Regions from separate parts of the Homo sapiens genome. Here region 2 is linked to region 1. A link is a loop called in an ENCODE intact Hi-C map of the cell type or tissue named here. Cell type or tissue: gastrocnemius medialis. All regions are shown on one strand. Each heading gives the region's core, and the rest is flanking DNA. Links, peaks and the distances in the headings are about the cores only. Region 1 has its middle 11 kb from the start of RBM20. Region 2 overlaps RBM20 (RNA binding motif protein 20).

The links. A loop is a pair of places that touch in the nucleus more often than their neighbours do. Peaks named below come from ENCODE experiments on the same cell type or tissue, not always from the same donor. Only the 100,000 strongest peaks of a DNase experiment are listed, where the experiment ranks them.
Region 2: it touches region 1 in a loop (5-fold over the local background); 2 of 110 quality-filtered maps call a loop at or near these places.

Annotation. Positions count from the first base shown.
Region 1 is chr10:110,625,435-110,641,670 of GRCh38, reverse strand. No RefSeq gene overlaps it. Among named protein-coding and RNA genes, the nearest start is that of RBM20, 11 kb to the left of the region's middle. RefSeq lists enhancers at 1-526, 4,007-4,558. In gastrocnemius medialis, for the core only: no CTCF peak of the experiment used is centred there; DNase peaks (open chromatin) are centred at 3,727, 4,650, 6,740, 8,886 and 2 weaker places; H3K27ac peaks cover 6,576 bases.
Region 2 is chr10:110,717,626-110,733,861 of GRCh38, reverse strand. All of the region lies in intron 1 of RBM20 (RNA binding motif protein 20), which reads right to left. Among named protein-coding and RNA genes, the nearest start is that of RBM20, 81 kb to the right of the region's middle. In gastrocnemius medialis, for the core only: no CTCF peak of the experiment used is centred there; DNase peaks (open chromatin) are centred at 5,059, 7,721 and 12,271; H3K4me3 peaks cover 848 bases; H3K27ac peaks cover 4,974 bases.

The sequences.
Region 1 (16,236 bases), core at 1,001-9,000:
CCAGGATGACATTGAACAAGCATTCCATTTTGCAAGTCAAACATAAAGTATATTCAAAAGTTGCAATGATAAATATTTCTAAATGTTTCTCACTTCTCTCCCGGAGGAATGAAAAAGCATAAAGAGCCATAGCTGAGGCTGCAGCCCTTGCTTTGATCTGCCCCTGGGCTCTCATCACTCCCCTCCCCCAAGCGTGCGCTTCACAGTGAGAGAAGCCAGACAAATGCTGTGTGAGTCACCTGACTTGACAAATGGGAGTGTGACTGAGAGGTGAGGACTGGTAACATCTCTCTTTGTTCCTCTCCACAGAAGCATCCTGTCCCTCCTTGACCTACAAGTGAACTACAGTCACGTGGTGAGGTTATTGCTGTTTGTGCATACGTTGAATATTTAACAAGCTGCTAAGTATTTTCATAGTTTATCTTACTTTATATTCACAATAACCCCATGAGTAGCAACTGTTAACTATGTTTCATAATTAAGAAAACTGAAGCTCAGATAGCTACAAGAATTTGCTCAAGGTCACCCAGCTCTTAAGAGCCAGAAAGAAGCAAGACTGCAGGTAGGTTGGTCTGTCCCCAAAGCTCACCCACTCTCTACACTATCTCAGTGACAGAAGTGGAACTGAGATCTTACCTGTCTTCTTTTGCTGTGATGCTGCTGTGAATATAAAATGCCACCTGCATTGTGATGCAACTCTGCTACTCATATCTTTTCACATCGGTCAATTAATAGGAAATATCTAAACTGACCCTTACAAATAAGAAAATTCAAAGAAATGATGCAACCTGGTGGGAGGTGGTAGAAAAGGGTGGAAATACAACCCAAGTCTCTATTATACTAGGGTCATTCTCAAACTTACTGGGGACTCTGGCACTCTGGCTTGTCCCATGATGTTAATAAATAATCCAGGCACTGGCTCTAGGAGTTTTCTCAAACCTTATTTCATTTAATATCACCATTTTGGAGAAACTCGAAGAACCTGCCCAAAGTCACTGGAATAATAAATAGCAGAGCTGAGATTCAGACCCTGCTCTGAATCACTGTGACCTTCTGTCCCCTCTTCAAAGGGGAAATATAATAGCTTACCTCTCAGTTGATTGTGAGCATTCATCTCTGCAGATGAGCTGATTTGTATGTGTGGCTGTTCAGCATATGTATACTATCACTGTTATTTTTTAACAACAGTTTACTTTGTAAAGTTTGATGACACAGACATTCTCATATACTATAGGTGTCAGTTGCAGCAACTCTTTGGAAGTGAATTGTAACTTTTTTTTTTTTTTTTTTGAGACAGAGTTTCGCTCTTGTTGCCCAGGCTGGAGTGCAATGGCGCTATCTCGGCTCACCGCAACCTCCACCTCCTGGGCTCAAGTGATTCTCCTGCCTCAGCCTCCCAAGTAGCTGGGATTACAGGCATGCGCCACCACACCCGGCTAATTTTGTACTTTTAGTAGAGACGGGGTTTCTCCATGTTGGTCAGGCTGGTGTTGAACTCCCGACCTCAGGTGATTCGCCCACCTCAGCCTCCCAAAGTGCTGGGATTACAGGCATGAGCCATGGTTCCTGGCCCAAATTGGAACTACTAAAATTGCAACAAGGGAAACTGACTCAGCAATTATCCTCCTAGGAATTTATACTCTCGGTTTATTTGTAGCAATAATCAAAGCTACATGGACAAGGGAGTTTATTGTGGCATTGTTCATAATAGCAAAAACTAGAAACAACCAAAGTGCTGCACAGAAGGGTGGCCTTACAAAAGATGGTCTCTACTACAAAAGAGTACAATGTAACCCTGAAAAAGAAGGAGGTAGGTCTGTATGCACTGCTAGGGAAAGAGACCCAAGGTGTATTATTAAGGAGAAGGTGCAAGTTTCTCAACAGTATTGCAGTATGACTAAATGTCTATAAAATCAAAGAGAAGAGAACATTTCTGGAAAAGTTATACAAGTAATTTTTAACAGTAAGTACCTCTGGAAATTAGGATACAAGGCCTTGTATGACCTTTTATATTGTTTGAATACTTGAAATAAACTTTTATTGAAGTACATATACTATTAGAGTTTTTGCTATGAACACATGTCATTGTTAAATTAACCAGTGACAACAAAACTTAAAATTTTGTTTTTTCAACTAGTAATCATTAACAACACTTAGTACATCAATAAGATTTTTGTTTATGTATTTATTTTTTGGGATGGAGTCTCACTCTGTCGTCCAGGCTGGAGTGCAGTGGCGCGATCTTGGCTCACTGCAACCTCCACCTCCTGGGTTTAAGCAATTCTCCTGCCTCAGCCTCCCAATTACAGGCAACTGCCACCACGCCCAGCTAATTTTTGTATTTTTAATAGAGGCGGGGTTTCACCATGTTGGCCAGGCTGGTCTCAAACTTCTGACCTCAAGTGATCTCCCTGCCTCAGACTCCCACAGTGCTGGAATTACAGGCATGAGCCACCGCATCCGGCCAAAATTTTTATTTTTAAAGCAAAAATTCATGTGAAGGAATGAAGGAGAAATACACTGGATAATATATTGTCCAGTCTTAAACACTGTCCTTTTATCCTAGCAACTCCAGTAGAGACAGTTAAATAAGTAAATCATTAAGTTGCTACCAGTCACATTGACACAGTTATAAGCTACTAATCTGACAATTATGAATACATATGAAGCAGTCTATCATAGATCATCTTAGCCATAAGATATTAACTGTTATCTGGGTGTTAATAATAACAGTTGCCATTTCTTGCTTTAGAGACAGAGTCTCACTCTGTTACCCAGGCTGTCATCCAGGGTGGAATGCAGTGGCACGATCATGGCTCACTGCAATCTTGAACTCCTGGGCTTAAGCGATCCTCCTGCCTCAGCCTCCCAAGGAGTAGCTGGGACTCCAGACATGTACCACTACGCCTGCCCAGCTAATTTTTATGTTTTCTAGAGACAGGGTTTTGCCATGTTGCCCAGGCTGGTCTCAAACTCCTGGCCTCAAGTAATCTCACCCCAGTCTCCCAAGGTGCTGGGAATACAGGGGAGCCACCACACCCAGCCAACGGTTCTGTTTCTTGAGTATTAATCTGCCAGGCTGTCTTGAGCACATATTTGTCATTTAGTCCTCACAGTCACCTTAGTAGGTGGTTGGTTTTTTTATACCCATTTTACAGATAAGGAAACAAAGGCTCATGAAGTCCAGCCACCTGGCCAGCTAGTAAGCAGAGGAGCTGCGGATCTAACCCTAGTTTCCATTACTCCTAGCATTGAGCTTTAAACTACTTTGTATGTTGTTTCTTGATATAATGGGGCTTTGAGACTGGACACTCCTCTGGTAAATCTCCAGCGTTTGAACCTCTTTGCTGTCTCCAATATCCCATCCCTTGGTTTCCCATCTCTCCACACTCCCCGGCTTCTCTTTTCTACCCCCCGAGGTAGAAATATTTACCTCAGCTTGACCTATTGGCTGGTGCCTCGACCAGAGTATGATTTTTGTTTGACTTTGAAGTCCATGGAATCTCTGCAGATGTTTGAAAACAATCAGAAAATAAAATCCTGTCCTGGCTTCACAAAGGGTCACCACTCCCTGAAAACCCAGGAGAGACAGTGGCTGAAGGATGCTGTTTAAAAATAATGTGGTTACTCATGGAACTGGATGCACATCTGAATTTGAAGGAGACAGTCAGGGAACTTTAGCTGAGGAAAAGTGAGGACATGACCCAGGAGGCTCTTTTCTGCCCGACCGACTCACTGGGAACTTCCGGCATTGGCTGCAGGGAAAGGCTTAGCCTCCATCCCTCTGGTCAGGAATTTATCAGCCAGGCCTCTTGTCCTCTAATAAGCCCTGCAGGTGTTGTATTGTAGTCAAAGTGCAGTTGGTTGGAAGTCAGGAAACCGTGGTTCTAGAGCTTTAGGTATACATCCAATGTCCTTGAACAGGAAAGCAGTTATCCCAACCACAAATGACATCAGCATCTTTGCCTCTCCTAAAAGCATCACTGCTCCGAGCCCCGGGTGGCTAGAGCTCTGTTCTGCCACCGCTTGTTCGGTACCTGGCGACAAATCAACAACTGCAGATTGCGTCCAGAATCACAGGGGCCCAGAGCAGCAAGGGGGAGGGTTAACCTGGGCATGGCTTCCTGGAAAAGAGGAGTTTTGAGCTATGCTTCCAAAGAGCCAGAGAATGACTTTCTCTCATTTGCTGTTTCCAGGACACATAATACAACAATCTTACTGTGTGTTATAAAGCAAGTTGCAGCTGAATTTTTTTGGAGGGGGGATGGGAAGTGATGGAGGTACGAAATGAATGTGGGAGAAATGTTAGAGGTAGCTAATTGCATGACTGAAGTTCCGTGGGGCTCTGCACCCCCTGTGGAGACCCAGCTTCCACAAGTCGTGCTTAATCCCTGGGGAATGTCACTGTCATTCAGAGGCCAGTGGTGTGACTGTAGGCCCCAGCCAAGGAAAACAGCACTTCTCAGAGGCAGGGGACTCCTTTATCCACCCTGTCCCCCAGTTGCCTTCTCTGTCTCTCTTATCACCCCGCCTGTCAAGCCAGTTGGGCATCAGAGAATAAACATCTCAGGCTGTTTGCCCACCAGCTCCAGGATCAGGTGACCATTATGGAAGGCAACACCGGAGGCCTCTGCATGCCAGAGTGACGCCAGGAACAGTGAGAGCCTGCAATGTGCTGACCTCACTGAGTGGGCACCCATGCAGCTGGCTGGGAGTAGACTAATGCCACTCCTGGTGTGGCCCCTTTGGTCATCCCAGGGCCACCCCATACAGAAGACCCTGCCCCGCTTCCTCTCAGCCCAGACTCTGGAGTCAGAATGACTCCTTTAGAAATCCAGCCCCAAGGTCTGCTAGTCACATGATGTTATGCAACTTACTCTACCTCCCTGAGCCTCAGTGTTCCCATCTGAGAAATGGGAATAATAGTGTCCACATCATGAGGTTACCGTGAGGATTATATGTAAAGCACTTAAGCCAGTGTCATCTGGCATATGACTGGGGCTCAGTAAATTGTCATTGGCTGTTTTTATTGTGATTACTGGACTGCCCATTGGGAACATTCAGTAATCATAACACACAGTCCCTTAAAAGAGCTTGCTCTGGGTCAGGAGGTCAGCCACCTTCGGCACATATAAATCCCAGGGGGAAAAGAACGTTTCCATTAGGAACGTTCAGTAATGATAATACACAGTCCCTTAAAAGAGCTTACTCTGGGTCAGGAGGTCAGTCACCTTCTGCACTTATAAATCCCAGGGGGAAAGATACCTGCCTCGGCCTCCCAAAGTGCTGGGATTACAGGCCTGAGCCACCCAGTCTGGCCAATAGTCCTCTATTTTTGTAACACCATGTTAATACTGGATGAGCAAGAATTATATTGGAAGTCTGTACTCCAAAGGGTGAGAACGTAAACCTCACAAAGATTCAGGGGCTTGCACATTAGTGGACTGGTAAGGACCCTGGTCCTAACCAGTCCACCTACCTCAGCCTCCCAAAATGCTGGGATTACAGGTGTGAGCCACCATGCCTGGCCCATTGTATATCTTTAAACTGTCCCTTTTGCCCATCTTTATATTGTTTTCTTAATGTCTTTTTCCCCTCGATTTTTAGAGCTCTTTATAAATTAGGGAGATTAGACCTTTGATAAAGATGGTGTATTATTTGTCTTTTCTTATTGTTTTACTTGTTTGTCTTTTCTTATTGTTTTTGCCATGCCAATGTTATTTTTATATAGTAAAATTTATCAATTGTTTCTTCTGTTGCACCTGCATTTTGAATCGGAATTAGAAAAAGCTTCTAAACACTGAGATTATTTTTTAAATTCTCATGTTTTTTGTAGCATCTGTATGGTTTAATTTTTTTACACTTAGATGTCTGATTCATTTGGAGTTCATTCTGGTGCACAGTGTGAGGCATGGATCCAATTTTATCTTCTCCAAATGGCCATCCAGTTGTCCCAACACCACTTATTGAAAGGGCTGGCTTTTCCTGCAAGATATAAGATACCATCTTTATCATACGCTAAATTTCCATATGTACTTATGTCTAATTCTGGACTTTCTATTTTTTTCCTAGTAGTCTTCCTGTTTACTTATTAGTTTTGATTAAAGATCCTTTATAATAATATTTGTTATTTGACAAGAACTCTTTCTTCTCACAGCTCTTCTTTTTGGGGGTTTTCATAACTCTTCTTGCATTTTTATTTTTCCGTATGAGCTCTGCAATCAATTTTCTAGAAAAAAAATGTGGTATTAAAAAAAAATAGCCAGATGTGGTGGCACATGCCTGTAATTCCAGCTACTCAGGAGGCAGAGGCACAAGAATCATTTGAACCTGGAAGGCAGAGGTTGCAGTGAGCCAAGATCGCACCACTGCACTCCAGCCCGGGCGACAGAGCGAGACTCAGTCTCTAAATAAATAAATACGTGGTATTTTTATTAGATCTTGTTAAAATTATATATTATCTTGAGGAGAATTAGACCTTTACGATGATGAGTTAGTCCCATCACAGAACAAGGGATGTCTTTTGCTTTGTTCAAGTCTACTTTTATGCCTTTAGGGAGTATCTTAAAGTTTTCCTCAGAGAAGTTTTGGTGGTTTTAGTGGTATCAAATAAAACACTTGACACTGCAGCAGATCAAAGCAAAAGCTTTGTTACAGAAAAAGTAATACTAGGAGGGAGGACAGAGCCAAGCAAATCATCACACTGACACCAGCTGCCAGACTCACAGCCCAGAGGGACAAGAGACGTGGAGCCAGACGGGCAACGAGCCAAGCCGGAAGTTGGCACCCACAGCACCTCCCCTGGAACTAAGCACCATCCTCATAGTACCTGGGCTTGTAAGACCCTCGGAATTCTAAAGTCGTTCTATGGGTGGTTATGTTGAGAGCCAAGTTTGTCTATTACATACCATGTTTTCTTATTCGTGACTATCTAACTCATTTATTCCATGCTTAGTGCCACGATATGGGATCAACAACTCCCTAAGGTATTATGTTGGAGTTCCCACACAATTCACACTTTTCTTCTTAGTTTGTTCCTAAATATTTTATGCTCTTTAGTTTGTATAATAAGTAAGGCTTTCTCTTTTATTATCTTCTCTAACTGGTTATTGTTTATATAAATATAAATGTATATTTGCCTATTTATATTTCTATATTATTTAATCTATACATAAAATAATGCATGCATACGCACAGAATTATTTTGCTTGTTTTAGTTTTATCATTACAACTTTTGAGTTTTCCAGATATTCTATCATGTTATCTACAAATAGAGTTTTACTTTTTTCCCTGTCAATTTGTATTCCTCTAATAGTTTTCTCTTGTCTAGTTGTATTGATTAATATCTCGATTGTGTTAAATAATAGTAGTGGATATATAGGCTTCTTTGCCTTTTTTCTGATCTCATGTGTTTATCTATTAAGATGCTGACTTTCCTAATATGTACATTTATTATATATGTTTACATCCTTATATATACATTTATTGTATTAAAATGAATTCTTACATTGGCATTGTGTGGAAAGTTAAAAAGACAAGGAAAAGGCCCGGCACGGTGGCTCATGCCTGTAATCCCAGCACTTTGGGAGGCCGAGGCGGGCAGATCACGAGGTCAGGAGTTCGAGACCAGCCTGGCCAACATGGTGAAACCCCGTCTTTACTAAAAATACAAAAATTAGCCAGGCATGGTGGGTGCCTGTAATCACAGCTACTAAGGAGGCTGAGGTAGGAGAATCACTTGAACCCAGGAGGCTAAATTTTGTATTTTTAGTAGAGATGGAGTTTTGCCATGTTGGCCAGGCTGGTCTCGAACTCCCGACCTCAGGTGATCCACCTGTCTCGGCCTCCCAAAGTGCTGGGATTACAGGCCTGAGCCACTGTGCCCAGCCAATTGTCCTCTATTTTTATAACACCGTATTAATACCGGATGAGCAAGAATTATATTGGAAGTCTGTACTCCAGAGGGTGAGAACTTAAACCTCATGAAGATTCAGGAGCTTGCACATTAGTGGATTTGTAAGGACCCAGTGGTCTAGGGTCTGTCATCCCCTCCAAAGTAAAAGGTAAATCTTTTGCAGTGGCCTTATCAACCTCTTTCCCCTTTCAAAATTCTACTTTCCCCTCTGAATAGCTGGTACGATGTGAGTGTCTTCTTATAAGTGTCTGATGTAAACTGGGTGAGGATCAGGATCAATCTATATGTGAAATATTAGCAAAACTTTGAAAAATTTTTGATGACATGGATAAAAGAAAACCAAAAGCTCTAATATTTTCTTCTTGTATTCCAGTGGATTGACTTTTGAGCCTCATATTTGGAAGTCAAATGAATAAATTATTACTTTTATTTTATTTTATTTTATTTATTTATTTTGAGGGGGAGTTTCACTCTGTCACCCAGGCTGGAGTGCAGTGATGTGACCTCGGCTCACTGCATCTTATACCATCCATCATCCAAAAGGAAACATAGAGATACTGCCTTGGTCCATCTATCAAGTGATAGGAAATGCTGTCAGCTTTCTTGGAATGAGGCACTGCCTGGGAAAGGATTCTGCAGAAAGTCCAGGCTGGGCATGAGTAACTCTGCTACCTGGACCATGTGACACAGAGGATCCTATAGCATGAGAGGCATTTATGGAAGGAAAGACATATTGAATCTATTACAAGCCCCAGTAGGGGGATCACAATGTAGACACCTAGAGCTCTGGAGCAAGTCATGACATGTGCAGCAGAAATTTACAGCATTTGGAAAATAGTTCCTAGTGGGTGACTTGGCCCTGGTAGAGACAGAGCCTCTGATCTTGCCAACCATGGAACATCAAGTGACTATGTGGCAAGAGCTGCTGCATTACATTTCTACTGTTGTGTAACAGATTATTGTAAATGTAAGGGCTTAAAAGAGCACACATTTATTTGTTCACAGTTATGCAGGTCAGAAATCCAGAATGGCTCAACTGGGTTCTCGGCTCAGGATGTTACAAGGCCAAAATCAAGATATTGGCCAGGCTGGGCTCTTATCTGGAGGCTCTAGGTGAGAATCTGATTCCAACTTCATTCAAGTTGTTGGCCAAGTTCAGTTTCTTGTGGTTGTAGGACTGGAGTCCTCATTTTCTAGTTGACTATCAACAGAAGGCCTCTCTCAGCTCTTAAGGCCACTACACTCCCTCTCAAGTGGCTCCACCATCTTCAAGCAAGCAACAATGCATCAAATTCCGCTTATACTTGAAAGAGACTTGAACCCACCACTAGAACCTTTAGAGTAAATCCAGCACACTCACTGTTCCTCACAATCTAAATGATATAACTCCTATGCTTAGAGAATTGGCTCCTTCTCTGTTTATTAGCAGGCTGTGCTTGAGCAAGTCAAGCTATCTAATCTCTCTGTTTTAGTTCCTGATCTAAAAAAATAAAGGTATAACACCTTATAGGGCTGTTGTGAACATCAGTGAAATAACACTTATAAAGTACCTGACACATGGAGATGCTCAGTTAATGAAAGCAGTCAAAACCAGCACCTCTACCACCACCACCACCACCATCATCATCATCATCATCATCATCAGAACAATGAAGACATGAACAATGCTGTTTTAGGCCTCTTTGGCCTAGAGAATGACAAGCCTTTGGTAAAATAACAATGGAAATGAAAATAGTTTGGGGCTCCAAATCCTAATGTATCTGAATTCCTGGGATCCCTGGAGACCCAAGTTCCATTAAAGCATCATGGGTGGTATGTGTTTGGTGGCCCTCTTAGTTTGTTTTTTGTTGCTTATAACAGAATACTGAAACTGGGGAATCTATAAAGAAAGAGAATTTATTTCTTACAATTATGGAGGCTGAGAAGTCCAAGGTCAAGGGGCTGCATCTGGCAAGGGCCTTCTTGCTGGTGAGGACTCTCTGCAGAGTCCCTAGGCAGTGCAGGACATCGCTTGGGAAGGGGGCTGAGTGTGCTAGCTCAGGTCTCTCTGCTTCTTCTTATAAAGCTACCAGTTCCACTCTCATGATAACCCATTAATTCATTAACCTGTTCATAAGGCCCAATCACCTCTTAAAGCCCTACCTCTCTAAATACTGCCACGTTTAGGATTAAACTTCAACATGAGTTTTGGAGGGGACAAACATTCAAACCATAGCACCCTCATTGGTTTTGCATATGGTAAATTAGTGGCCATTCAAATCATTCTACTTTTCTCGTCTTAATTGATAGCTGTTCTTCTGACATTGTTGGGATGAGGTAGGCTCCCTGCTTTGCACTCCCACAGCAACAAGAACTGCCCTCATCACCACCCTGTCTTCTAATTGCCTCTTGCTGGCTACATATTCCATGAGACTGTGAGTGCTCTCTGAAGGTGAGTGTTTTTGTCCTACTCACCATTGTATTCCCTGGATATAACACAGCATATGATAGCATAGCAAGTGCTAATTAAATACTTGTTCAATACATGAATGAATGAATGTCTCCCAGCTCTTTTAATCATTATACCTAACAAGGCAGAAGGAATTAAGTGAATTAGGGGCATTATTAGTACATAGCAATTAAAAATGATAATTGTAACCATTATGTAGGAACTTAAGAAGACAATTATGTAAGAATGCCAAATGATAGAAAAGTTACTTAAACTCCTTTTGGCCACATCCAGAAAATGAGGCTAGCAGCATCTGTAATATTGGTTTGTTGTTATAATTAAATGAGAGAAAATAGGTAAAATATTTAGCATGGTGCCCAATATGAACATGTGTTTCATAAATGGCAGTCATTTTGTTGTTGTTTACAATAATAGTAGGTGAAAGAAAAAAACAGAATGAAAATAGTTATTTTAGAGCTTATAAAATGATAGCTCTATAATTCTACAACTTCAAAGTTTCTATAATTTCAAATTCTATTTCTATAAAAATAACTATCACAAATATTTCTATTTTGTCATTAAAGTCAAAGTGACCTGGGTTTATTACCAATTCTCTGAGCCCCGTTAATAAAGTAAAAATAAGTATTATATCGTACTTGCTTTATAGGTCTTCAGTCAATCAAATAAATTTCTAAATGTGAAAGTGACTTGAAAGTAGTCACCTACTTTTTTCCAGTTCTGTCCTGCCTTAGTTTTCCCCTCTGGTATCCTTGTGATGGGTGTACTGGCCACAAGGGAAATTCTGTACAAAAAGGGAGTCAGTAATTGGAGTGAAAATCAGTATGGGGTTGCCCATGACTTCAGAGAGTCAGAGTGGCCAGCCCTAGAGAGGATCTAGGGAGCAAGCCCAGGGAGTGGGTTCCCACAAAGAGAACCTGGAGATGACTGGGAAGTGGAGACAAATCTACCGCGCTGGATTCTTGGTTTGGAAGGAAGACAGGAAGACCCAGGAATGTAAAATATATATACCCAAGGAGAGCATCCTCATACCACCAGGGCTCAACTGAGGCATTTTTTTGTTCAAAACTAGCTCTAGCTTCCCACTTCCCATACCTAAGCCACCCACAGGCCCCAGCCTATTATTAGTATTGGCAGTTTGGTTCCGAATGACATGAGCCTTTCTTTGACTCTATCCCCAGGCTAAGAAAAACACAGGTCTTGGCTGGTTAAATTCTGCATCTACAGAGTCATAGCAACTGATCAGCACCACGAAGGTTATTCCTGCTGCTGGATGTGTTGCTTTCTGGCTCCAGAAATAGCACGCATTCCTTGCCTCTGTGTGTTCTACCCACTCCCTCTGAGAATACACAGACAGAAGTTGGATCAGGGACCACTCATGCTAAATGTAAACAGTTGGGTGTATTTGGAGTCCTTTTGTTTTAAAAGTCCAGCAGCTTCTTTTGCACCTGTTGGCACAGTGTCAACTTTCTCTGTTTCATTCATGCTGCATGGGAGAGTCAATCATAGCTTCAATTACAAAGTCAACAACATTTGGGAAACCCTGCCAGGAAATTTCACTTAATCCTCATAAAAACTCTACATAATACAAGATAGGCATTATGCACATTTTAGGAACAAGAGAACTGAATTTCAAAGAAGTTCAAAAACTTGAACAGGAGCACACGGCAGAGCCAGGATTCAAAACTAGAGCTTTGGCCTACTGAAAGCCTGAACCTTTCTACAACACCAGATTATAAACATAGAATGTTGGGACTTTAAAGATTGCTTTGTAAGTTTATACTTTGAAGAACTACTGCTGCTCCAAGCATGTAAGAATAATAGATGAAATATGGGGAAAAAAGGTAATCTTTGCTCAAAAGCACAATGAACATCTCCATGGACTACTGAAAATGAACCTGAAAAACAAGATTTTTAAGCAAATGAAAAAATCTAACCCTAAGAAAAAAGCCAACAAAATCAAACAACAGGAAGAAAAATTTAATACAGATAAAATTAAAATAATAAGATTATCTGACAGATACTTTAAAATATGTTTAAGTTGCTCAAACTAAGAAATAATATGTATATAAGAACAAAATAAAGGTGAAATAGGCAGAAAAAAAGGGAACAGGTGAGTAATGAAAAAGAACCAAGTAGGAATCTTGGCAAAAAAATAAATAAACAAAAAAGAGTATTCCACTTTTGGCCTCGATGGATTAACAGAGACCGGATTTACCCTCTTGCCAGAAACAACAAGAAAAACAGAAAAACATGACACAATGGTTTTCAAGACACTTGACATTAGGAAACAAAGAACATGATCCCTGAACAATGGGAGACAAACAAGGTGAGCCCTGTTACTGCTACAGTTTACTGCCTTGAGAAGAGTTCCAGGGCACAATCTGGGGGTAGGGGGTGGCGGGGGCGGGTAGGGGGGTGGTAGGGTGTAGGCAACTAAAGCCCAGTAGCGTTTCTGATTTGAGGCGACAGAGCTGAGAATCTAGCAAGACCAAGACGCAAGTGTTCGCAGGACAGAGTACCAGAGGGGAGAGAACTGCACAGAGACTGAAACCCAGAGATCTCCAGAGGGTCCCTCTCAAATATCCAGCAGAGTACTAATCAGTGCACGTGTGTGAGGTCAGGAGAAAAATCATCTGAAAGGATCTGAGAGAACAGTGTTCAGCACTCACACAGGACCGGCAATAATACCTGTTCCCACCAGAGAGAATGGAAAAACTCCAAATTCAATGGGTAGTGTATTCAAGAAGATCTTGCCTTAGGAAGATCTTCTGAGGAGTAATTAGCCTAAGACTGAGTACTTCTCTGAGTCTGCCTTAAAAATCATAAAAGCAAGATCTAAAAGCATCAAACTGTTTCCAAGTAATAGTTGGAACAAAGTTCAATAAAGTTCAAGATTTACAGGGATACAAAATATCCAGTACCTAATAGGGTAAAATTCACAATGTCTGGCTTCCAGTCAAAGATTACTAGGCATGCAAAGAGGCAGGAAAACACAATCCATCATGGGGATAATAATCAATTAAAACCAACCCAGAAATGGCACAGATGTTAGAATTAGTAGAGGGCATTAAAACCATGATTAAAACTGCATTCCATATGTTTAAAAAGTTAAGTAGAAACATGAAAGATATATAAAAAGATCCAAATAGAACTTGTAGTGATAAAAATTACAATGATTGAGGAAAATAATAGACATGAATGTAGTTTCATCAACTCTAACAAATGTACCACTCTAGTGAAGAATGTTCACCAGATAATGGGGGAGGCTATTCATGTGTTGGGACAGGGAGTATGTGGGAAATCTCTGTACTTTCCTCTCAATTTTGCTTTGAATCTAAAACGTCTCTAAAAACAACATCTTTAAAAAACATATTCTATATATAACATATTTTATACAGAGAAACAAAGAAAAAGATGACAGCAGGTTTCTTGATTTCTCTTCAGAAACAATGCAAGTGAGAAGACTTGGAGTAACATCTTTAAAGTATTGAAAAAAAGTTGTTGACCTATAATCCCACGTCTAGCAAAAATAACTTCCAAACGAAGATAAAATAAAGTCATTTTCAGACACAAAAGTTGAAATAATTTATCACCACCAGACCCATACTATAGGAGATGTTAAAGCAAGATCTTCTAAGGTCACTCAACCAATTAGGAGCACAGCCAGGATTTGAAAACAATAAAATTAACCACAGCAAACATTCAACAAACATTGGCTTATGGAATAACGAAGGACACTCACTTAACCTTCACAACACCCATATAAGGTATGCATGACTTGGCCTTACATTATAGATGAAGAAACTGAGGCCTGGGAAGGTGAAGAAACTTAGCTTAGGGCACACACATGCCAAGGTTCAAGTTCAGGCTTGTCTGAATTTGGAGGGTGTGATCTTTTCCTCGTATGCAAATCTCTTGGGGGCACCAGCAATAAGTGGACCAGAGGGTCCAGCCTCTCTCTGGGAGGGTCCTGGCATCTGGAGATCTCTGTCTGGGCAGCTAAGAGCCCAGATCCTTAGATGGTCAACCTGAATCCTCAGGCTGAGGGAGTCAGTGAAGGAGTAAGTGAAAAGTTGAGACCACTATCCAACAGGTCTGGGGCATGCAGGTGAGCCCAGGCCCCACAAGCTGGAACCATGAAGGAGCTCGTGAAAGTTACTCCCATCCCACAAGAGCAGCTCATCCCACTGGTCTCAGCTCTACCTCTCTAACACCCCCGAAAAAGGGAAGCCAACTCCAACAACACCTTGGTGTCCCTGGAGGTAGTGCTTCCTGCATTCCACATCCCACTGACAGATTGTTGGCTTCCTTTGATGACCCTAATAAAATGTACCAGTAATTATTTATTTTGTCTTAGGAGTGCAAAAGGCTTATTGGGGGAAAAAAAAGGAAACAAACAAAATAATAATTTGCTTTGCCTTAATTAAGAACTCCTGCTTGGAGGCAGTAAAGGAATGACCCTCCATGGCCTGATGATCAAACTCAGGGTAAAAGCTCTTGGCTCTCCACCCACTCCTAGTCTCCATGCCTCTGAACTCTCCATGACACCTTCTCTCTATTAGGTGCTGGACAAGACCTCCCTCACTGCCTTCTGAGGTTTGTTTTTACAACAGTAAGAGCTTCCATTTACTGAAAGCCCACCCTGGGCCAGGCCCCATACCAAGCAAATGACCTGCTCTCTCGCTGATTCCTCATGGCCACCCAGAAGAGTGCCATTATTGTGTCTACTCAGAGATTGGGTGGCTTTCCCAAAGTCACACAGCAAGTAAGTGGCAAAGACTCAAATTGCATGTACTTGCTTCTGAGCCACACTGCCTTAGTCAGCTGAGAGTGAGCCAGGAGACCCCCAAAAGTCAGACAAGGACCCTGCCTTGAGTCAGATATTCCTGGGATGAGACAGGAATTGAAAGTCAGAGTCAACTGCCTTCCCTCTGGGCCCTCTGGCACAGTGATTACCCTCATAAGTCTGGAGTCCAAAAGGCACGGGGTCAAATCCAGGCTGCTTCCAGGTTGCATGGCCTTGGGCAAGGTACTTAAGTTCTCCAACTCTCAGTTTTCCCATTTGTGAAATGAAATAACACCTATCGTACAGTTTAGACTCATAGGGCTGGAACTGAGTCAACTCAGGCAGCAGTGGTGTCAAGGGCGCCCTGTGAACAGGCCACAGCATAGCAGGCCTGAGCAGGAACTCTGGAGACTGACTTCTTGGGTTCAAATTCCATCTCTATCACTTATCAACTGTCTGACTTCAGGCTGGTAATGTGGCCTTTCCAAGCCTCGGTTTCTTCATTTACTAAAAAAAAAGAAAATGGGAAACTGCTTCTTCTCCTTCCCTCTCCTTTCCTTGCTGAACAATTCATGGGGGTGGGGACTGGGGAGGATAACACTGCAGTGACCCAGAGTGAGGGTGTTGGAGTCTGTGGAGGGTGAGGAGGCATCCATTTGGGAGGTGGCAAGTCATGGGAATCAGAATGGGAAGAGGACAAAGCAGTTGTCCCATGGAGGGGCAGCCCAGCACGAAAGGTAAGAGACCAAGTGGGGTGAGAAGGGAATCTGCTGGTGTGGGGAAGTGGTGGCCCAATATGGAGAGTCATAGAACGGGTGGGGCAAGGAGAACATTCATTGGGAGGGGCAGAGGCCCAGCCTAGCATGGGTGTCAGAGTCCAAGTGGAGTGAAGAGGGCGTCCACATGTGGGGAGGCTGAGTTCCCGAGCTGATGAGAGCATCTATGCGTAGGTGACAGGTGGCCTGGAATGGGGGATTTGGGGCCCAAGCGGAGAGGAGAGTGTTTGATGAGGGAAGGATTAGTGGAGGACATGGACATTGGTCACATACAGAGGGATTAATCAAAGAAGGCAACACATTCAGGATA
Region 2 (16,236 bases), core at 4,669-12,668, 89 kb before region 1:
CCCAGAAGGGCAAACCGAATTGCTGGGGATAAAACATGTCCATTACCTTGCTTTAGAGGCGATTATCTTTAGAGCGAGAGTGAAAGTAGCTGAGCGAGCAGTTCCTGGGCATTCTGCAAAGTCACAGGCATCAGGATCTCCAAGGCAGCCAGAAAGCGCCGAGCCACGCCAGTGTGGGAAATTTGTGGCCAGAGCGAAGCCAATATTTCTCCAGCTAAACAAAAATGCCAGGCAAGATCCCCAGGGATTATGAAAGAGAATGCACCCCTGATTAACCATGACCTCAATCAGGGTACAGAACCCCAAGGAGCTAGCCCTGCATGGGCAATTCTATTCATAGTAACCACAAATCACTGCATGCCTCCTCTGTGTACCCAGAGATCATTTATCCAGAGGCAGTGTCGTCCTCCAAAAGACACCCGTTTGGGTAGGTATTTGGAAGCCACATCGTCAATCCTCCCAGCCATACACCCGGCTCTATACCGTGTGGTTTCACCTCATCCTCCTTCTCAACATTACACATCCCCCGCCAGGGGTGAGGGCAGGGAAGGGGTCACTGATTCTGCACTAGAAGAAATATCAGGGTTGGGGACGGGGATGAACTGAATTGAGACACCATGAACCAGCTCTGGAGCAAGAAGGGCAGAAAGAGATCCCAAGAACAACTTCAAGTAAGTAGTAAAGAAACTCCATTTTCTGAAAGGGCATTGTTTGTCGCTGGCTGTACGGATCCTTTCAGAGCCTTACAAGCTTCCCTTCTGCAATACGGTGGTGACGGTGCTGAGACAGAGACAGAAAGGGAAGGAAGAATCTTGACAGAATTAGGATGTCCAGCAGGGATCCTGGTACTTATAAGAATTGATTCCATATGGAAAATAGAAGAACAAAAGGAGATTTTCCGAGCCTGGTGAGTAGCCCTGATGATATTGGTCACTGAGATTGGTCATTCTTGTTTCCAGGTTCTGCAGCCTGGGAAGGTTTCCTAGGGTTTCCTGGGGTCTGTTATGGGGAACCAGGAGGGATGCTGATGGTTCCAGAGGTCAACACAGTCAATGATTTCCAGTGAGGTCTTCAAAACTTCTAGACTCAGGAGACCAAGTTCTCACCCTTGACATGATTTCAGTCTTCTCAGGGCAGGAGAAAGAGCCAGGCTCCCTGAAGAGTTTTTGCTCTGGAACCCAACGATGGGGTGCGTGTGAACGGCAAGGGCAGAATTTATGTGGCGGTGACTCACACTTAACCCAGAAGGCCCCTGGACCCCAGAAAGGCAAAACCGGAGTTTGAGAAATAAAAGAAATTTAGGGAATGATTTCAGAACCTAAGAATGAACCCTAACTGCTGGAGACAGAGCAGTGAATTGAATTTGCCCTTGGAAACCTGGTTTTGCCTTTGTCAGAAGTCAGGATTGGTGGGCAATTGAAATCATCTGAAGGAGAAAGGAAACATTTCCCCTAAATCCTTAAAAGGAATCTGAGAGGAAGCTGGAGAAGGGATGCCCATTTTCATAAAAAATAATTCTCATAGGAAAGAGCATGGAGGAACTGAGAAATAACCATGACTGACAGCGCGTCAGAGAAAGAAAATCAATACCAACCTCTCCATAGAAATAGCAGGGGCGAGGGGACAGGGGAATAGAAAAAAGTGGAGATGACCATGAAACAGATAAACCAACGAGAACTGCAACATGGGAATATTGAAGGATGCTATGTATAAGAAATACTCTCGAGAAAAGGCAAAAAGCAGGGGAGGGAAAAATGTCACTATCAGAAGTATGGTTATTAAGATAAAAAGTGGCATTGTTTGAGATGCACAGTCCTTTTAGAAAAACATAGGTGAGAAGATTGAGGAGACAAGAAAGAGCTCTAGAGGTGCTGAAGGTGCACATGGAGAAGATGGACCTGAAGGTCCATGAATGTGAGATTCAGAGGCATCTAATGCCAAATGCAAGGGTAAGGATTTTAAAAGACCAGCTTTATACCTCGAATCTTACTACAACAGTAAACTTAACACAAAAAAGGACATTTTGCAAATTAAGCTGAAGAGAACACTCTCAGCATACAACTAAGGAAAATGCCTGAAGAAGCCTAAACTCTGAAGTGGACAAAAAAATGCAGCTTTTGCCTTTAGGAGCCATTCTAACATAAGAATGTCTATTTTCATTAGCACACTCTCAGAAAATTCTAAGGTGAATTAGCCTAGATAACAAGAGGGAGAAATGATAATTTCTACAAATTACAGTATAAAAGGCTTCTGAAAAATTATTTTTTAAAGATGGCAGCACACGTAGAAAATGACAGAATTGTAACTAAGGCAGATTTATGAGTTCAGCTAAAAGGGGTGGATTCCTGAGTTTTTCAGAAAGAAATGGGATATGGCAAAGGGAATTTGTGACCCAGGGTACAGGTGTAAGAACCTATGGATAGAACATTACTGAACTTGTGGAAATCCAAAACACAATTTTAGCTTCTCTCTTCATTGAGTCCATTCTTTTATTGTTTACCAAGGAACCAAATGAATTGCCATCTTCCTTGTTTCATTCTCTCAAGGAAAGGAATAAAGCAGGGAAATTAGCAGCTTCTTCGCTTCCTTGTTTTTTGTTTGAATTTGTGGGCAGACATGGAGGAGGTGAGAGGAAATAAGAAAGGAGGGAGGAATCTGGTGATTTCCCAACGTGGATAACAACCAGCCCCCAAATATCGAGAAGTGGCCTCATGCAGAGTACCTAGAGAAAAGACTGCCTTTCATACCGAGAAAAAATAAAACAAAACAGTTTCATACCTCAAACTCACTATGGCCAGTGAATGAACCACTGGAAATACTTATCAGAAGGAGTTCTAGACAAAGCATATAAGTTACACAATGGTTAAAGAGCTCTAGCCCACTGGTTTCTAATGGGGCCAGTACGAAGCGATTGGTGCTGTGTGCACGCTCTAAGCAGGATGGGGGGCGGCTTGACACTTCAAGTAGGAGGGTGGGGAGGTAGAAAGAAACCAGGAAGGATGCCTCCCTCCTCCTTCTTCCTGATTCCCTGCCTGCCGGCCTCTCCCACATGACTTTGCTCTTGCAGTTATTTAATTGGGAAACACAAAGGAAGGAGGGGCTGGGCATGAGGTCTCAGAGCTTCTTGTCCTCATTCAGGACTCCAAGAGAGATTGGAAAGGGAGCACTCAATCCCACCGCAATGAACTTTGGAGAGGAGGACATGCTGGCATGGTCTGAGGGCTGACCATGGGCTGGGCATTCTGCCCATTTTACAGATGAAGTTCCTAGCAACTTAAAGCTTGTTCAAGGCCACAATGTCAATAGCACAGCCAGGACGAGAACCCCACCCTGTCTGACTCCAAAGTCTGCACAATGCTGCCTCCTTCTTCTAGGCTAGAGGAGTCCTCGGGACTGAAGCCGTGTTCATTTCTGCTGGAGGACCTGTGAAAGGGGGAGGGGCATTCTGGAGCTGGACACCCAAGAAAGGAGGTCGGGGGATCTCCAAGCCAGGATTAATGAGGTTAAAATCAGGCGCATTCAATTTGCATGTTCTTAAACCTTTGCCATAGAAACTTTGCCTTGGCATTGCTATGTTAATGCACAGTCAGGAGAACAGAAGTCCGAGGAAACCATCTTGAATGTGTTCTAAGCAACCAATTAGCTGCTGTCATTTATCCAGGGGTCTGCTTCTCCCAGGAAGCATGCAGAGCTAACAAGGCAGATGAGCACCTGGTGCTTGGGACTAGTCTTAAAAAAGAGAAGGGCCAAGCACGGTGGCTCACACCTGTAATCCCAGCACTGTGGGAGGTCAAGGCGGGTGGATCACCTGAGGTTGGGAGTTTGAGACCAGCCTAACCAACATGGAGAAACCCCATCTCTATTAAAAATACAAAAAAATTAGCCGGGCATGGTGGCGCATGCCTGTAATCCCAGCTACTCAGGAGGCTGAGGCAGGCGAATCACTTGAACCTGGGAGGCGTAGGTCGCAGTGAGCCGAGGTTGCACTCCAGCCTGGGCAACAACAAGAGTGAGACTCCGTCTCAAAAAATAAATAAATAAAAGGGGGAAGAAATGACATTAATGTTCCTGACAGAGGGGGTCAGGAGAGGGCCTCTCAAGCATTCCAACATCGCATCTAGGGCGGAGGTGGATGCGGTTCCCCTCAGGCCTGTCTGCGCTACAGCCAGGGTACAAGGGCCAGTGTTCTCTACAGTGATGACGGACGGCTGGGAATCACCCCTGGAGCCTCTAACTGATCACACCTGACTTTTAGGTTTGAGCTGCAAGTGGCAGCAGCTGCCAAATCTGGGAGATACGATCTCAGCTTCTGCCCTCCTGCGGCTCATAGCCTAGAAGAAGAGATAGATATTAATCAAACTGTCAAATAATTGTGAAACTGTGGGTTGATCAATGCATCAAAGGAAAGGGTAAATAAGAGGGTGTGAACCTCACCTGGAGTTGGAAAGTTGTTGGGATTTGAAAAAAGTGCAAGGTTTACTAGGTGAGAAGGAGAGGCAGGAAGGGCAGAAAAGAGAAGCCCAGGCACCAGGACCTGAAGGAAGAGACAACCCCTCGCAGGAGAGAGCTTTGGGAACAACACATATTATTTTATTGACTATTTAAATAATTACCTGGTAGTTACGTGAAAAGGATTATTGAGGTTAAAATTGGGAGCGTTTAAGTGGCATGTTCTTAAATCTTGTGCCATAAATTGCCTTCTCTGTATTCAAGATACTTTCTCATTCTGAATTTCTTATACACCTAGCAGAACGCTTGAAGAAATTATTGCTGTCATGGTTGCAGCAACAGTAACCAATATTCTGTCTCGGCGAACAGTATTAAAAGCCTATACTTTACATGCTTCAGTTCACATGATTCTGACAACAACCCTATGGGCAGGGGAGCAGTGAAGAAATTCTGCCCAAGATCACACAGCCTGGGTGTGACAGGGACCAGATCTGAACCCAGGCCCAACTAGTTCAAGGCTGTGTGCATAAACAGAGCAGCATCGCTCAGCGGGTCAGCAGAGGAGGTGGAAAGATACCCAGGGACAGCCTGCTGTCAGTCCTGAGACCTGGCGACTCAGCAAGCTTCCTATGACATCACCTGCCTCACCTGTAAAATTGGAATAATGACACCTGCCCACCCACCTCCTTGGGTTGTTGTGAGGCTTAATACAAGCACACGTGAGCCTGACAGGTTGAGAGCACCACACAAAAGAGAAGCATTATGATTGGGCAAAAACACACCCTGATAATAACTTCAAGTAGGCACAATGAATGACACCCTCCCAAGACCACAGACATAATTACAGAGAAAGGAGAAAGAGAGAAAATTGAAGTCACTCCCCCTCACCTTGACCCTGAGGCATAAAAATGAGCACTAACAGCAATTTACCAAAGTCTACCAAAGTCTACCTGTCTAGTAAAGAATCAACCTTATCCAAAAAAAAAGTGTGGCTTTTTCCCTTTCCTGGACTCTGAGAGGTAACCTCTAAACCCTTAGATTGTACTGCCTGAGAAGAGTGGGGACCTTGGGCTACCCAGATAGTCTAATAACGTGATTTATGGCAGGGGCCCTGGGCCATGCAGCATCAACTCAATCTCCAGAGAGGCTGGAGACCTAGGCCAGCCACACAGCTGTCAGCTACATGAGTGAGCCCCAGTAAAAACTAGGCTCAAGAAATAGCATTTGACCCAGCAATTCCATTACTGGGTATATACCTAAAGGATTATAAATCATTTTACTATAAAGACACATGCACACGTATGTTTATTACAGCACTATTTACAATAGCAAAGACTTGGAACCAACCCAAATGCCCATCAATGATAGACTGGATCAATAAAATGTTGCACATATATACCGTGAAATACTATGCAGCCATAAAAAAGAATGAGTTCATGTCCTTTGCAGAGACATGGATGAAGCTGGAAACCATCATCCTCAGCAAACTAACACAGGAACAGAAAACCAAACACCACATGTTCTCACTCATAAGTGGGAGTTAAACAATGAGAACACATGAACACAGGGAGGGGAACACCACACACTGGGGCCTGTTGAGGGATGGGGGACAAGGGGAGGGAAAGCATTAGGACAAATACCTAAGGCATGCAGGGCTTAAAACCTAGATGATGGGCTAATGAGTGCAGCAAACCACCATAGCACATGTATACCTATGTAACAAACCTGCACGTTCAGCACATGTATCCCAGAACCTAAAGTAAAATTAAAAAAAGAAAAATATACAAAATTAACTGATAAGCCTCTTATAAATAAGAGCCAAGAGGGAAGTGATTTGGTCTTCTTTATATCAAAACATTGCATATGAGTAAACAACCAGACAACTAAAACAGAATAGAAAGTTTAAAAGTCAACCCAACTACATACAAAATTTAAAATATAATTGAGATAGTGTCTCACATCTGTGAGAACAGGATGGACTTTTTATTTATTTTTTTTTTATTTTTATTTTTTGAGACGGACTTTTTAATAAATAGTATTGTGACAACTGGAGAGTCATTTGGAAAAAGATACAATTGCAGCCCACACCTGACACCAAACACCAGAATAAACCGTGCGTGAATCAGAAACCCAAAAACTGAAAAAATGAATTATGTACACATATTGAAATACCATGCTGTATCCCAGAAACACATACATTATGTGTCAACTAAAGATAAAAGGGGGAATTTCTTAATAGTAAAAAAAAAAAAAAAAAAAAAAAAAAAAAGGCTGGGTGCAGTGACTCACGCCTGTAATCCTAACACTTTGGGAGGCCAAGGCAGATCACTTGAGGTCAGGAGTTTGAGACCAGCCTGGCCAACATGACGAAACCCTGTCTCTGCTAAAAACACAAAAAATCAGCCGGGCAGTGTGGTGGGCACCTGTGATACCAGCTACTCCGGAGGCTGAGGCAGGAGAATTGCTTGAACCCATGAGCCGGAGGTTGCAGTGAGCCAAGGTTGCACCATTGCACTCCAGCCTGGGCGATAAGAGCAAAACTCCATCTCAAAAATAAAACAAAACAAAAATACAGGCTCAGGTGAGATTCCCTGTGGGCCCCTGCCCTCAGCTTATTTTAATTTGTATCTTTTTCCTGCAATAAACCATAACTTTGATTATAACCACTTTCAGTAAGTGCTGTAGGACTTTCTAACACCTGAATGTGGTCTTGGAGACCCTTGAACCTGCAACTGGCATCAGAAGTGGAAGTGGTTTTGAGGACCCCAAACTTTGTAGTTTTTCTACAATGTCATTTAATCCTCAAAAACCAAAGAAGCGGGTGTTAGTCCCACCTCACAGACAAAGACACTGAGTAGCTTAGAGGGCCATCACTTGATCATGATCCCATATCCAGTGGGTAGAGGAACTGGGGTTAATCACCAAGCTATGCACCAGTGAAACTCTCATTGGGTGCAGAGTAATACTGCCTCCATCTGCTACCCTGAGAGTGACAGGCAAGTGAATAGAGGGCCTCACTCATTGCTGATGCTTGGAACAGTAACCCATGCCATGAGAGGATAGGGGAGACCTTAGAAAGTGCTCTAGTACGGAGAAAATATGATGCTGTAGAGATGCTGGGTGGTATCATGACCTTACCATCTCCAACTCTGAGACAGGCCACCTAGGACAGAGACACCCACAGCAGCCCTGAAACCCAAACCTGAGCCCTTTCGTGGTCAGAGCCAAACCAGTCATCAGGAGCAGGAGGCTGGTCAGCAGTGATGCAATGCCTCCTGGGACAGAACATTCCACTGAGAGGGAGAGGCCGGCAGAGGGGCTGCGTCAGGGGAGCAAGGAGGCAGGTGCCCAGAGAGAGGGAGAGGTAAAGCAGGAGTGGGCAGATGGGGCAGTCAGCAGCACATCTGCCCCCAAGATGGGGATGGGGTCCATCTGCTCAGCACCACTGCCTGCCAGGATGGGGTCGGGGGAGGGGGGCAGGAAGGAGGCTGCACACGCAGCAGATTCCACCCCCAGCACAGAGGCCAAGCTGTGGCTGTCAATCCTGCCTCCCGTCTCAGAGAACTGGCGTGACCAATGCTCTCAGCTTCCTATACACACGCCACCCCAGCTATATGCCATACAATTGGTTTTACAAGAGCAACAGATTTAACGCTGCCTCCCCGCAATAGCTTTGTGAGCTCTGCAGCCCCTGAAATACACAACCAAGCAAGATGTCACACCTAAAATCCAGGTTGATGTGCTCTGTTTCTGTATTTTTTTAAAGCCTGCACCTCTGCAATTGTTTTCCATTTTATGTTATACATGTACACAAAACAGAAGACAAATCTGGCCAATCAGATTGTCTTGCTTTTGCTTTATCCTTAAAGTTCATCAATCTAAATAATACCTAGTTATAAGGGATATTTAGCAAATAATTGTTTAGGAGAAAGATTTTTAACATAGAAGTAACTGAGAAACATAGGATTCCTAATAATAGTAATGTGAATTTATCTGGGACTTTTAAAACATCCTTCAGGGAACAAGCACCGAAACAGGCGTTATTGACCTACAGGTCCCCCACAAGGGTCCATGGATGGGTTTCAGGATGTTCATAAAAACCATGAAATTGAAACTGTTTGCAAAGTCATATAAGCGCACGCTCCAGAGTAATTTTTCTGAGGTGAAAGTCCAAAGCTTTCATCAGCCTTTGAAAGGGATCTCTGATTCCAAAATGTTAGCACCACTAGTACACTCAACTCTGGCACATTCTTGGTCTCATTTACTCCCGAGTCATTCTTGTGAATTACACAGGGTGAGAATGATTAACCTGCTGTGTAGATGGGAAAGAGCTATGATCATCCAAGTTCATGGAGTGGTGTCACTTGCTTAATAGAGCTCAGTGACAGTGTTTATCACAGTCCACTTTGCAGTAACTTGGCAATCCACACGTTTCTCTACCCAAAACTTTAAACTCCTTGAGGACTGGGACTCCTCCTCGAAGACCTGACACATGGTAGGCATGCAGTCAGAGCCCAAGCAGTCAAGTTCCTGAGGGGGATGCAGGCAGACCAGGATCAAGGTTTCCAGGCACTGCCTCAAGAAACCTGGTACACTTACAGTAGGTGCCGGATAAAGCATCTCCTGTGATAATGGTGATCCTGCCTTCCTTGCCTACTGTTCTCATTCCCCAGATGATTCATCCCCAGATGAAGTGAAAACATCTGCTTTGGCTTCAGAGAAAGAATGTCCCCTCCCTGAGTCTTGTGCCAGACCTCCACCAGGGCAACGATATGGCCCAGCACGCCCATGGCTGCAGGGATATTACTGGGCCTGTCAAGGTGACTCTTTGTGGGGAGAAGCCAGGGAGTCAATGCTTCTCCCCACTCACAGTGCTAACGTGATTCAAGTCAATGGTTCCTGCTCTGTCTCCAGAAACAGAACTGAGAAAATCTTGACGAAGCACTCTCAGGAAATAGCAGGTAAGAGGTGAGGCCCCAGGAAACATCTTCAGACTTCCTCTCTCAACAAAGAAGTCACAATTTTGCTGAAAGGCTACTTCAGTTCTGCAGCTCCCAGCTTGGAGCAATTTCAACCTGAGCAGCCTGCAACCTGTTGGAGCAGATGTTTTACAGGTAGTCTGGTGTGGTGTATTCTGAAGCATCACTAGCTTGAAGGTCCAGCATCACAGCATCAGTTTTGTTTTGTTTGGTCATTTGTTTTACCACTGCCACAGAGACAAACGGGTTCTGCACACACACTGGCAGACGGGATTTGTTTGTCTCTTTTGATGGCTAAGTATTGACTTCAGAATACAAGCCCTGAAGTCAATAGACCTGACTTGGACCCTGGCTTGGTCTCTTACCCGGTAACTTTTGGCTAGTAATGTAACCTTTCTGAGCCTCAGTTTCTGCAGAGTTGTTTAGAATAGTAGAGTGTTTAGAATACAGTGTCTGTCATCTACTAACAAATGAATACTATTATTATTTAGACATGGAAGAAAAGATAAGCCTATAATTGAAGTAAAACTCAAGCCCAACACTTAAGGAATTTCATATGAACTGAAAATCACAATAATTCTGCCTTCCCTGTGCACTGCCACAGAGGAAGGGCCGTGCTCATCTGTACAACAGGGTTAAAAAACCTCAACAATAAAGACCCATAACCCAATTAAAAATAGGCAAAGGATTTGAATAGATGTGTCTCCAGAGAAGACATGCAAATGGCCATTAAGCACATGAGAAGATGTTCAACATTGTTAGTCACTAAGGAAATGCAAATCAAAACCACAATGAGTTTCCCCTTCATATCCACTAGAATGGCTGAAATCAAAAAGATGATAATAAGTGCTGCAAGAATGTGGAAAAATTGGAATCCTCATTCATTGTTAGTGGCATTGGTGTAAAATGGTGTAGCCACGTTGGAAAACAGTTTGGATGCTCCTCAAAATGTTACATCTGAAGTTACCATATGACCCAGCAATTCCACTCCTACATTATCCCATTTATATGAAATGTCCAGATGAGGCAAATCCACACAGACAGGAAATAGTTTAGTGGTTGCCAGAGGATGAGGGAAGGGGAAAGGGAAGGGATGGGGAGTGACTGCTAATGGGTACGCAGTTTCTTTTGGGGGTATAAAAATATTCTGGAATTAGTGGTGATGAATTACAGCTCTGTGAATATATAACCGTTTACTTGTATATTTTTAAATGGTGAATTTCATGATATGTGACTTACATCTCATCAAAGCTGTTATTAACAAAACAGTACCCACCTCCTACCTTATAGGGTTGCTGGGATGATTTTTTTTTTTTTTTTTTTAGATGGAGTCTCGCTCTGGCGCCCAGGCTGGAGTGCAGTGAGGTGATCTCGGCTCACTGCAACCTCTGCCTCCTGGGTTCAAGCAATTCTCCTGCCTCAGCCTCCCAAGTAGCTGGGATTACAGGTGCATGCCACAACGCCCGGCTAATTTATATATTTTTAGTAGAGACAGAGTTTTGCCTTTTTGGCCAGGCTAATCTCAAACTCCTGACCCCAAGTGATCTGCCTGCCTCAGCCTCTCAAAGTGCTGGGATTACAGGTTTAAGCCACCATGCTCAGCCCACTGGGAGAATCATATGAAGTCCCCAGTATATGTCCTAGCCCTAGAGCTCCTTTGTCAATGGTATCAGAGATGTAATTAGTATCATCACTCTATCCTCCAAGGTTACCTGGGGCACAAATAGAAGCATACAAACAAGCTGATAACAGTGACTAATTCTGGGGCAAGATCTGAGTTTGAGAGTGGTGGAAAAAAGAGACTTTAGCTTTATGTGTAATGTTTTAATATTTTAAAGGAGCATGCATTCATCTATTATTTGTGTAATTAAATTTTAATTTTCACTAGGGCAGTGAAACTACTCTGTAGGATATTATAATGGTAGATACATGTCATTACACATTTGTTCGAACCCACAGAATACACAACACCAAGGATGCTCCCCACTGTAAACTACGGACTCTGAGTGATCACAATGCTTCATGCAGGTTCATCAACTGTAATAACTGTACCACTCTGCTGGGGGATGCTGATAATGGGGGAGGTTGTGCATGTGTGAGGGAGGGGGTGGATGGGAAATCTCTGTACCTTCCTCTCAATTTTGTTGTGAACTTAAAACTTCTCTAAAAAATAAAGTCTATTTAAAAATTAATTTAAAAATGCCTGCTGTTGTTCTTGAAATACATCTTCCCATTAATCATTTCAAATCATCTTGCCTGACAACCATAATTAAACACTGACAGCAACCAAGAGTCAGGAAGTTTCCATAGAGGAAACAGTGCATCAAAAGAAATCATGATTTCTAAGACAATTAACTTAATTGCTCTAAACTACATCATCCCCTCCAAAAAATTAATCAAAGGCAGAGAAAAGGCAGGGGCAGAGACAAGGAGAAGGAGCAGGTGCCTAAGGAGGGAGCCCTCCCCTCTCCAACTGGGAGAGGAGATAAATCTCTGCCCCTGACACCCCAGTATGCCTTGTTCTAATACCCAAAGTCTTGGATGCATCCCCCCAGAGACTGCCTGCTCTGCATGCACATGCTCCGGGCTGTAGGTGAGGTGAGGAGGAAGGTTCTGCAATAAATGGCCTTGATCTGCTTATCACACCTATTTATAGGCCTTCATTTTATAGCTTGGTGAAATGAGAAGGTGCAGAGAGATCCAAGTACCCAGCTACATTAAGATGTTCCATGAGAAATAGGGAGACACTTTCACAAGCAGAACCACAGTCGGAAGCCACAGGTTGTTTTTGAAGATGACACCAATTAGGGAGGCTGCAGAAGAGCGTGCTGATTTGCCCTGTGGTCATGTGAAAAGGCACGGTCAGTGCAGTGATGATTTACTGCTGGGAGGACGATGCCTGGACAGACCCAAACATGGACAGACATGCGCACACTCACCAGTCCCGTCCCTCCATGGCAGAACTTACCAAGGCCCATGGGAAACGGCATTCACAAGAGCAAATGTTCACACTGCCCACTCCGAGGCCCACTGGAGGGAAGGTAGCCAAGGTTCTAAAAGCAGGCTGGGCCCTCATTAGAAAGAGTCCAGGTTCGACATTTTCATATTCATTTAACAAACAGGTGAGGGGCTGCCATATGGCAGGCATTGCTCTAGGGATGGAGATTGACTCAGCAGGGAACAAGAAAAAGTCTCTCTCCTCATGGAAATGACATTCCAGTAGAGGACAAGTAAATGTATAATGTGTCAGGCAATGCTTAGTGCTGAGGAAGACTGAGGAAGGAAAGGGGGACAGAGAGTGAAAAGGGATTACGGGGTGCTTGAGATAGGGCCAGGGAAGGCCTCTCCATGTGGCGGCAACTGAGCAGGTGCCTGCAGGAAATAAGGAAGCCAGTCCTGTAGAATCCAGAAGGAGAGGGTTCCAGGCAGCAGGGAGCGAAGGTCATACCTGAGGAAGAGCAAGGTAGCCAGTGAGAGAAATGTCAGGGAGAGCACGGGAAATGAAGTGAGAGGAAACGAAGGTGAAGGCCATGGAGGGCCTGCCAGGCCATAGTGGGACCTCTGGCTTTTATTCTGATAATGTGGGAAGGGTCTGGAGGGTTTTGAGTAGAGGAGGGAAATGACTGGATGTGCATTTTCAACGGTCACTCCAGCTGCTGTGGGAGAGCAGGCTGTAGGGGCAGGGTGGGATGGGCACCACAGGGATGAGGGTTAGGAGAGCAGGCTGCAGGGGCAGGGTGGGATGGACACTGCAAGGATGAGGGTTAGGAGATCAGGCTGCAGGGGCAGGGTGGGACAGGCACTGCAGGGATCCAAGTGGGAGGCCATGTGGCCTGGCCCAGGTGGTAGCAGAGGAGGGGTGGAGAAGTGATTCTGACTGTGTCTTAAGGTAGAGCTGAGAGGATCTGCTGATGGACTGGATGTGGGGAGAAAAGAAAGATGAGAGTCCAGGATGATGCCAAGACTTCTGGCCCATGGCTATGTTCCAGTCCCGCGGTTGCACTGCAAAATGTGGACTAGAAAGTAGATAGAAGAATGTCACTTTCCAGGAGAGCAAAGGTGGTGTGAGGGCCTGAGCACTCCCAGGAAGCAGCTAGTCCCCTGCTGGTGGCCGGGTGGACACAGGATTCCCAGACATTGTGCCAACCTCCTTGGCATCAAAGAAACAGCCCTGAGGACTCCACTAGGAATGAAGCAAGCTTGTCAGTGCAGTGACTGGAAAGGTGGGAGGGTGGACTGAACATTGGAGTTCTCCCAAAACCCATATGTTGGCATCTCACCTGCATTGTGATGGTATCAGGAGTTGAGGGCTTTAGGAGGTGATTAGGTCACTAGGACAGAGCCCTCATAACTGGGATTAGTGCCCTTATAAAAAAGATCACCGCCAGGGCGCTCCTTCACCCCTCTTGCCATAGGAGGGTACAGCAAGAAGGCGTCTCCAAGAACCAGGAAGCTGTCCCTCACCAGACATCAAATTTGCTGGTGCCTTGATCTTGGATGCCCCAGCCTCCAGAGCCGTTAAAAATAAATGTTTATTTAAGCTACCCAATAAGACAGCCCAAACAGAATAAGACAGAGGTGGGAGAAGGAGGAGGAATGCTTTACACACATTATCTCATTGAATCCTTAAGAGGCACATATTACAATCCTTGTTTACAGATGAAGAAACTAAGACAAAGATGACAATACTGGATGAAATCTCTAACTTTAATAAAAAATACACATAGGAGAAACTCTTTGTAATCTGGGATGGGAAAGGTCTTCCCAAGAAAGACACAAAACTCAGAAGCCATAAAGAAAAAGATGAACAGGTTCAAAGTCATAAAAATTGAAAATGTTGGCCTGATTAAAGAAAAACAAAAACAAAACCTAAAACTATACATACATATACCCGCGAGACAAAAACAAAAACAAAATAAAACCCATTTATAAACAAAACCAAAAGCAATATTTACAACATCAATAGCATGGCAGTGAGACCTGTTAGGAATTAGGAATTTGTCAAGTCAATAAGAAGGACACACAATCACATGTTTAGAAAGTGAAATCAATGAGTATCAATTAATGGAAGGGGAAATGCAAGAGACCAAGACCTCTGTGAAGGGTGCCCACTCTGCCAGTGTTCAGAGGAATGAACAGCAACAACAATCTCATGTGTTTTCATTTTCAAGACTAGGAAAACTGAAACAGGCTCACCTTCGGTGTTGGTGAGGATGTGGGAAAACAAATATTTCCTGCTCTGCAGGTGGGAGTCTGAATCCGAAAAGCCTTTTTGGAACACCATTTGGCAGAATCTACCAAAATGTGTCACATACATGCTCTGCAACTCAGCCATTCTATTAGAAGACTCTACCTACAGATATGTCTCCAAATGTATGTAGGAAAACAAACACAAACTTTCCCTCTACAGAAAAAGACAGGACAATAATAACTCAATGTCCATCAACAGCGTATTATTTAAGCAGATTAACTATGCTATCAAATCTGTGAAGTCTTTAATAAAAAAGAAGTAGAATTAGGCTGGGTATGGTGGCTTATGCCTGTAATCCCAACACTTTGGGAGGCCGAGATGGGTGGATAACTTGAAGTCAGGAGGTCAAGACCAGCCTGGCCAACATGGTGAAACCCTGTCTCTACTAAAAAAAAATTCAAAAATTAGCCGGGCATTGTGGCGGGTGCCTGTAATCCCAGCTACTTGGGAAGCTGAGGCAGAAGAATAGCTTGAACCTCGGAGGCGGATGTTGTAGTGAGTAGAGATCACACCACTACATTCCAGCCTGGGCAACAGAGTGAGACTAAAAAAAAAAAAAAGAAAAAAAAAAAAAGAATGGAGTAGAATTATATGTATTAACATCAAAGATCTCAAAAAAAAAAAACTAAAAAAGTTATAGAAGAATACATGTAATAACCTACAGTATATGCTAAAAAATAAAACAAACTATCTATGCATGTATACAAACATACAGATAGAAATACCAGAAAAAGGGCTAGAAGTTTATACCCCAAACAGCTGTCAGTGGTGACACATGTTTTGCAAGGGAGAGTCCAGTTGGGCAGAGGTGGGGAAGCATGGAGCCCTCCTCTGAGTACTTGGTCTTCTAAGGAAAAACTAAGATGCCTGAATGTCTGTAATTATGAATTTATATATTGCTTATAAAATGTAATGTGTTTTAAAAACTAGAGGATGATAAAGGTATTTGTATTCAAACTCTTTTAAGTGCATGTGACAGAAACCCAACCCAAAGTTGCTGAAACAAAAAGGGGAAGTGCTGGCTTCTGTCCTTGGGAAGTCAGGGGTGGTGCTGACTCCAGGCCCACTGCATGCAAGGGTGGAAGCCATGTGGCCAAGCCTCTGTCCCCCGCCCTAGCTCTCAGGCTGCTTGTCTGTTTTTCTTCATTCTCAAAGGATATTGCCACATGTCAAACAGAACAGATGCCCGAAGCCCCAGACTCACATTCTTTCTAGGCAGCCCATGTGCAAAAGGGATTGTTTCTCTCCATGCACTAGTCCCAGGAGAAATGCTAACTGGGGTTGCTTGAGAATGAGGCTCCTCCCTCGCACAGTGAGTGGGGCCAGTGCAATGGAGCGCTTTGGGTCACCTGCCCACTCCAGTGAGTGAGGAAGATCCCTTTGTGATTCCATGACTGATAGCCACAGTAGGACCATGTGAGGTGGATGAGGAATTCCCCTCAAGGAATCAAAACCAGAGGAAGAGGGATGGGAAACTGTGGCAGGCAGATGGAGCAACAGATGCCAGGATCCACTACAGAACACAAGTGAACAAGATCTGAACTGAGACCCAATGTC